2 separate regions of the Homo sapiens genome follow, and region 1 is linked to region 2. Evidence: chromatin contacts called from ENCODE Hi-C or POLR2A ChIA-PET data. All regions are on one chromosome and are shown on one strand. Each heading gives the region's core, a stretch centred on a gene start or an enhancer-like site at or near the end of the contact. The rest is flanking DNA. Distances are from core to core; before and after follow the strand shown.

What was found. A loop is a pair of places that touch in the nucleus more often than their neighbours do. ChIA-PET counts read pairs that join two places held with the same protein, here RNA polymerase II (POLR2A). Pooled maps may share reads with other maps.
Region 1: POLR2A ChIA-PET joins it to region 2 with 12 read pairs in PC-9. The contact joins two enhancer-like sites. A Hi-C loop is called at or near these places in 4 of 168 maps with a recorded cell type or tissue (CD14-positive monocyte, GM12878, ascending aorta and 1 more), 4 of 37 single-sample maps with no recorded cell type and 13 of 50 pooled maps. POLR2A ChIA-PET finds 5 or more read pairs at or near these places in 3 of 52 experiments (B cell, PC-9 and naive thymus-derived CD4-positive, alpha-beta T cell).

Annotation. Positions count from the first base shown.
Region 1 is chr4:38,871,094-38,874,584 of GRCh38, reverse strand. The region is part of intron 2 of FAM114A1 (family with sequence similarity 114 member A1); the gene reads right to left. Among named protein-coding and RNA genes, the nearest start is that of MIR574, 4.8 kb to the right of the region's middle. Within about 2 kb of position 1,789, at least 6 of the 41 ENCODE cell types and tissues checked have a DNase peak (open chromatin) inside an H3K27ac peak, as active enhancers do.
Region 2 is chr4:38,158,894-38,162,238 of GRCh38, reverse strand. It overlaps LOC124900693 (a long non-coding RNA gene), which reads right to left. Exons shown (of 2, transcript XR_007058099.1): 2 at 693-3,345. Among named protein-coding and RNA genes, the nearest start is that of PTTG2, 200 kb to the right of the region's middle. RefSeq lists an enhancer at 891-1,392. Within about 2 kb of position 1,643, at least 15 of the 41 ENCODE cell types and tissues checked have a DNase peak (open chromatin) inside an H3K27ac peak, as active enhancers do.

The sequences.
Region 1 (3,491 bases), core at 540-3,039, 710 kb before region 2:
TATGCATGTGACAAAGGTCTAATATCCAGAATCTGTAAGGAACTTAAATCAACAAGCAAAAAACAAAACAAAAACCATTAAAAAATGGGCAAATGACATAAATAGGTACTTCTCAAAAGAAAACATATAGGTGGCCAACAAGCATATGAAAAAATGCACACCACCACTAATCATTAGAGAAATGCAAATAAAAACCATAATGAGACACCATCTCACACATAGATTTTCCCAATAACTCAGAGCTGTCATTTACCACGCTTTCACCCTCTCAAGAATATATAGTATCAACAGCTATCATTTATTGAGTGCTTACTGTATCCATGCTCTTTAAATGTATTATCTCCTGTGAGTTGAATGTTATCAGCTCCATTTTACAGACGAGGAAACTGAAGCTCAGAAGTCACACTTTTAGTAAATTCTACATTTGAAATTTGAACCCGTGTCTGACTTTGAGACTGAACCACATCAGAGCCCTATCAGCAATGCCATCTGCCTCTTTTCTTACATTCAGTCAGTGGCCAAATCCTAGAGGCTCTTTATTGAGAATCTATCTACATTCTTTTACTCCTATTCTCATGGCAAGGTCCTCATTATGGTTCATGATGACTATTTCAGTATTGGGTTCCCCTGTTCACTGCAGCTCTTCCCCTTACTTCCCATCCTTCACCTCACGGCTCTAATTACATGGCTCTCCTGCTCACACATCCTCAGGAGCTTCCCCTTCCTCTCCCTCCTGAGATGAGGCCACATGCTTCAGCTAGTATCCAGGGACCTCTGTGCTCTGATCCCACCAGGCTTACCTCCCACGATTTCCTATAAAACCTTAAATGAGACAGTGTAAATATCTGTGCAATGCCTGGCACATCCACAAGAGACCCTCGGGGGCTGTTAGTTCCATATGTTGTTCTTTTGCACATTGAAGACCCAGTTAAAATAACCGCCTCCTCCATTCTTTGTTCCTCCAGGTTGAACATTTTCCTTCTGAACCCTTCTGAGGGCATTTTGTGTTTATCTTACTTTAGACAGTTAAAGTCCTCTTTGATTAGAGTTGCTTCAGTTTTTCCTATGATTTGTAAATTCTATAAAGACAAAGACCTTCCTTGTTTTGTATTCATATTCTACATAGTACTTGGCATGGCTTCCTGTGCATAGTAGGAAGCTCAACAAATATGCCTGTTGAGTTAGATTAATATTTGTGTACAGACACTCAGGAGCTCTCTTACAGCAGATGGTTCCAAATGACTTGACATTTCCGTATTGTCTTTCTTTTTTCCTTCACCTCCCAGTTAATTGAGTTAGAATGTATTTGTGTAAGCAAAAATATCTGCCAGACCTTGAATTCAGTGATAATATTCCTGTAAACAAGTCTACATGTAAGAATGGCAACGAATGCAGACTTCCCTTGAGCTGGTATACAAAGTTTAGGATATTCAAGGTTGGCCGTGGGCTGTCAAGGAGCCAGGTTCAAGCCTAGCTGAAATAGTAAAGAACGATAGAAACCCACTGTATAGAGAAGGGGTAGTATTGTGGGTGGTTTATGGGAGGTGAGTAGAATTGATGGGGGCTGCTAAAAAGGCTGTTGTCATTTGGAAGTTTACAAAATCTTTGTGAAAACCTCTCTCTGAATCAGGACTAGCCTAGGACAGGGTGTTGGCAAACCAGTCTGCTGGCCAACTCTTGTCCTCTGCCTGTTTTGGTAAACACAGTTTTATTGGACCAGAGATACACCCTTTGTTTACATATGGGACCGTCATGGTTTCTCTGGCACTACAATAGCGGAGCTGAGTCATTGCAACACAGGCCATATGGGCTGCAAAGTCACAAAGCCTAAAATATTTACTATCTGGCCGGTTTCCGAAAATGTCTGCTTACCCATGGCCTAGGACTTTGCTTGATTGCCATGGCCTAAAGATTTCCCTGTCTTAATTTATTATCCTCACATGAGTCGTATGGACACAACAATGAGGAGAATGGGTTCATGAATAAATGATACCTTGCCATCACTTTTATTCTCATTTTTTTAAATCGGTAGATGGTAGACATTGTCTGATATTTTTATTTCTTTGTAAGGTAATTTGAAAATCCTTATTATTAATCTGGATTATTAGGAAGTCCCAAAATATTTCAGTTTTCTATAAGCAGGAACATCAGAGTAAATCTGGCTGTGATAAACACTTATGGGTAAATAAAAACCATTATGGATGCCTAAATGTACAAGCCTTGCCCTCATGTGTTGTTATCTTGTTCATGAAGTATCCTAAAATAGTTCAGCATATACTATGTGACACGTGCATGTTACTTAGTTTTAATTTGTGCCCTAAGGGTGGCTGGATGACATTTGAAGTGCCTTATTCAGGAATATACTATCCAGGGGTCTTTAGTAAGCACTTAAAAATCCGTAATGAGGTGACCACCTCTTTTTAGAGGGTTCATCTACCGTCTTCTCTGATGGGCACTCCAGGGTATGCTAATTAGCATAAGGGATATGAGAAATAATTTTTCACTGGTGACATGAAAGATGCCTCAGGTATGTGGATCGACAAGAAATAACGTACAGGTGCCTTCTCTGCTTCTATACCCAAGACATGAGATTGCACTGAATCCAGCAGCTGACTTACCCTTTGGAGTAGCGTTCTTCTAGGTTCTCTAGCTGAATGCAGGACTCCAAAGCCTGAAGGTGACTAGAAGCTTAGTTGAGTCCTGCCTCTAGAACACAGGCCTAAAAGGACAGTGAGCTAGGACTTCCTTGAGCTTATAAGAACAGACTGGTTAACTAAGCCTGTTTGCTAATACATGTGTGGGTTTATGGCAGAATTCCATCAGTGAACTTGGATTCATGGTAATTTAACTCTTGGTAGGGAAGTTGCAGAGGAGGAAACCTAGAGCCCTTACCTATCTCTGATGGCCAAATTACCTTAGGTCAGTTTATCCCAAATGTAGAAAAAGTACTGCAGTAAAACTCCTCTCTGTGGCTGTTCTGCATTCAACCAACACAAACCATCCCTTCAGAAATACCCCAGAAACTCAGCTGTAAGATGTTAAACAGGCATTGTTAAAACATATTTATGGACTATTGTCAAAAAATATTTATGGATTATTATTTAAAATATTTATAGATTATTGTTTAAAATATTTATGGATAATTTATAAATTTTATTAATACTAGATCTTTACATCTGTTAAATTTAAAAATGGTCATCGGTCAGGCATAGTGGCTCACATCCCAGCACTTTGGGAGGCCAAGGCAGACAGATCACTTGAGGCCAGGAGTTCCAGACCAGCCTGCCCAGCAGAGTGAAATCCTGTCTCTACTAAAAATACAAAAAAATTAGCTGGGCATGGTGGCATGTGCCTGTAATCCCAGCTACTCTGGAGGCTGAGGCATGAGAATTGCTTGAACCTGGAAGGCAGAGGCTACAGTGAGCCAGGATCATGCCACTGCACTCCAGCCTGGGTGACAGTGTGAGACCCTGTCGCAAAAAAAAAAAAAA
Region 2 (3,345 bases), core at 394-2,893:
AATGCTAAAATCTGAATGGAGGCCATTTTGTGCAATTCAAAGGATATTTTATTGTCTGAATGTGACCTTGAGATCTCTGGTCTACCCAAGTCATCAGCAGGGGTAGAGGAATGCTGCCCCTACCCAATAGAATTAATTTAAAGAGGCAATGAGAGGCCCCACAAAACTTAGATCTGCCCCTACTGCTGTCATGGGATTTATAGGTGATGATAGAAGATAGATAGATGATTGATAGATAGATAGATAGATAGATAGATGATAGATAGATAATAGATAGATTGATAGATAGATAGATAATAGACAGATGATAGGTAGATAGATGATAGATAGTAGATAGATGATAGATAATAGGTAGATGATAGATAGATGATAGACAGAAGATAGATAGATAATAGCTAATAGATGATAGATAATAGATTGATAGATGATAGGTAGGTAGATAAATCGAGAGATGATAGATAGGTAGACAGATGATAGATAGAGTTGCATTTTGTTCACAGTGTCCTTTCCACCTTTTTGTAATGTGCCAGTTACACGTGATCTTAATCGTCATTCTGGCTGTTACACATGTGCAGTGTTGTTTCCTAAATAAACACTCTCCACTAACAGGACCCACATTGATTCCACTCTCGTGCACTCACTCATGAGTCATAATTAATTTTTAGACACTCTTTGAAGAATCACCTTCCTGATTGTATGTATGAAAGTTTTATTTTCTATAGTAATACACATTATACAGGCCAATATGAATTCAACATAAGCTCAAAATGGCAATTATTGTCTTCTAATGTCTGCAAACTATAGAGTCCCATACAGTGTTTTCACTGTATGACCCAGACCTCCCCCATCATGCTCAGCCAAAAGCCTATTCTGTACAGATTACATTTAGTCAGTTTTTTATTCATTCATCATTCATTGGATTGGGTATCGTCTGTATGCAAATCCTTCTGTGGGGTGCTGGAGATACAAATTTGATAGCTGGATGGACACACAGTCCCTGCCCTCAATGCACCCATGATCTAGTACCATATGAATTGATGGATATTAAATTGTTATGATAACCAGCGATGAGGATGATGTCAGCATTGTTTACAAGTTGCCATGGGAGCACAGGAGGAAGTAGTTAGCTTTCTTTTGCAATGACTCAGATCAGGTTTCACAGAAGAGAAGATCAATGGGGCTGGAATGATCAGTAAGACTTTCCCAGGCAGCTGAAGGGGGTCATGTTAGGCAAAGGGAAGAGCTTGTACAAAAGCATGAGTCAGGAAAGCCTAGGTTATGCTTTGGTAATAATATGACCCTGAAGCCTTCGTAGCTGAAGATAGCTGAAGTTTATTTCTCACTCAGGTCACCTGCCTAATCAGGTCAGCTGGACAGGAGGAGTAAGGAGCAGGGCCCTGCTCCACACAGTCACTTGGGGACCCAAGCTAGAGGGTCCAGCTGTACCACCTGGAACATGTGGTTTGTAAGCTGGCATTGCAGGAAAACAAAAAAAGCTGGAATTTAGCACACTGGCTCTTCAATGCTTCAGCTCAGAGGTGACACATAAAATTTTCATCCACAGCCCATTGGCCAGAACTAATCACATGCCTCCCGGAGTTGCAAAATGTACAGGAACACATGGCTATTCCATGAGTAATAAATGTCTCTGCTACAAGCACAAGGCATGAAACTGTTTCCTGGGTTTAGGGAACTGTGAATGGTTCACAATGACTGGAGAAGAGATTGCAAGAGGAAATGTCTAAAGAGGAGCTCGGAAAAGTAGGGATGAGATGATGAAATCTCATGTGCTCTGCATAGGAATTTGGACCACCTTATGTGCAGAGCAGAGCTTGAGAAGAGTTCTAAACATGGTATCATGGTAATACTTGTGTTTTAAAAATGTCTCAGCCAGGCACGGTGGCTCACGCCTGTAATCCCAGCACTTTGGGAGGCCGAGGTGGGCGGATCACCTGAGGTCAGGAGTTGGAGACCAGCCTGGCTAACATGGTGAAACCCTGTCTCTACTAAAAACACAAAAATTAGCTAGGCATGGTGGCGGGCACCTATAGTCCCAGCTACTTGGGAGGCTGAGACGAGAGAGTCACTTGAACCTGGGAGGTGGAGGTTGCAGTGAGCCGAGATCGCGTCATTGCACTCCAGCCTGGGCGACAGAGCGAGACTCCATCTCAAAAAAAAAAAAAAAAAAAAAAAAAAAGTCTCATGCAGCAATGCAGAGAATGAGTTAGAGGGGGTTGAAACAAGAGATAGAAAAACTAGTTTGATTCTTATAGTTGCATAGGTTAAAAATGATGAAGAAACTAAAACAGGGATTTGGGGGATGAATATGAGAACTCTTAAAGAGATACTTGTTAGAACATCATGACTATGTAGATATAAAAGAAGGAGAAGAATAGAATGACTTCCAGGTTTCTGCTTTAGGGCCTAGTGCCCCCAATCAGGATAAGGAGTACAGGAAAATGAGTGAGTCCGGGGAAAAGACATGGAGGCCAATTTGAGATCTGGTGAGTTTGAGTTACCCACTGCCTATTGCTATGTGTTGAACTGTGTCCTCCCAAAAGATGTATTCAAGTCACAATCCTCAATGTCTCAAGATGTGACCTTATTTGGAAGTAGGGGAGTTGCAGATATAGTTTGTTAAAATGAGGTCCTCTTGGAGTAGTGTGGGCCTTAATATGACTGGTGTCCTTATAAGAAGACAGTCATGTGATCATGGAGGCAGAGATTGGAGTGATGCACCTACAGGCCAAGAAATATCAAAGATTGGCAGCAAACTCCAGAAGCTAGAAGATGTCAGAAGGATTCTCCCTAACAGGCTTCAGAGGGGGCATGGCCCTGCGGACTTTCCAATTTCAGACTTCTAACCTCCTGAACTGTGAGATGGTGAATTGTTGTTTAAAGCCACCCAGTTTCTGGTACTTTATATTGGCAGCCCTAAGAAACTGATGCAGGTATCCAGGTGGATCTGTCCAGTTGAAAGATTTGGATGAAGGCAGACCAGTCTTCTTCCAAAAGCCCAAGAAGGGAATACTAAGGAACAACAGAGCATGCTGGGGCCTGCGCTGGAAGAAGGTTATTCTGTCCAGGGGTGGAGAGGAGGAAAGGGGATTGCACAGGGAAACCTCACGATGAGGATGACATTTGAAAAGGGCTTTGGGGAATAAAGAGCAATCTTTTTCTCTCCTAGCTGATGATAAACTCCTGGGAGCCAAGTTCACATATCTATTCAAGTAAAAGTATTTGACAAATATCTATTAATAACGCATTTTTGTGTTGGGCTCTGTGCTAGGTATTAAGGATATAATGGTGACCAAAATGGGCACAGTCCTTATTCTCATGTCACTT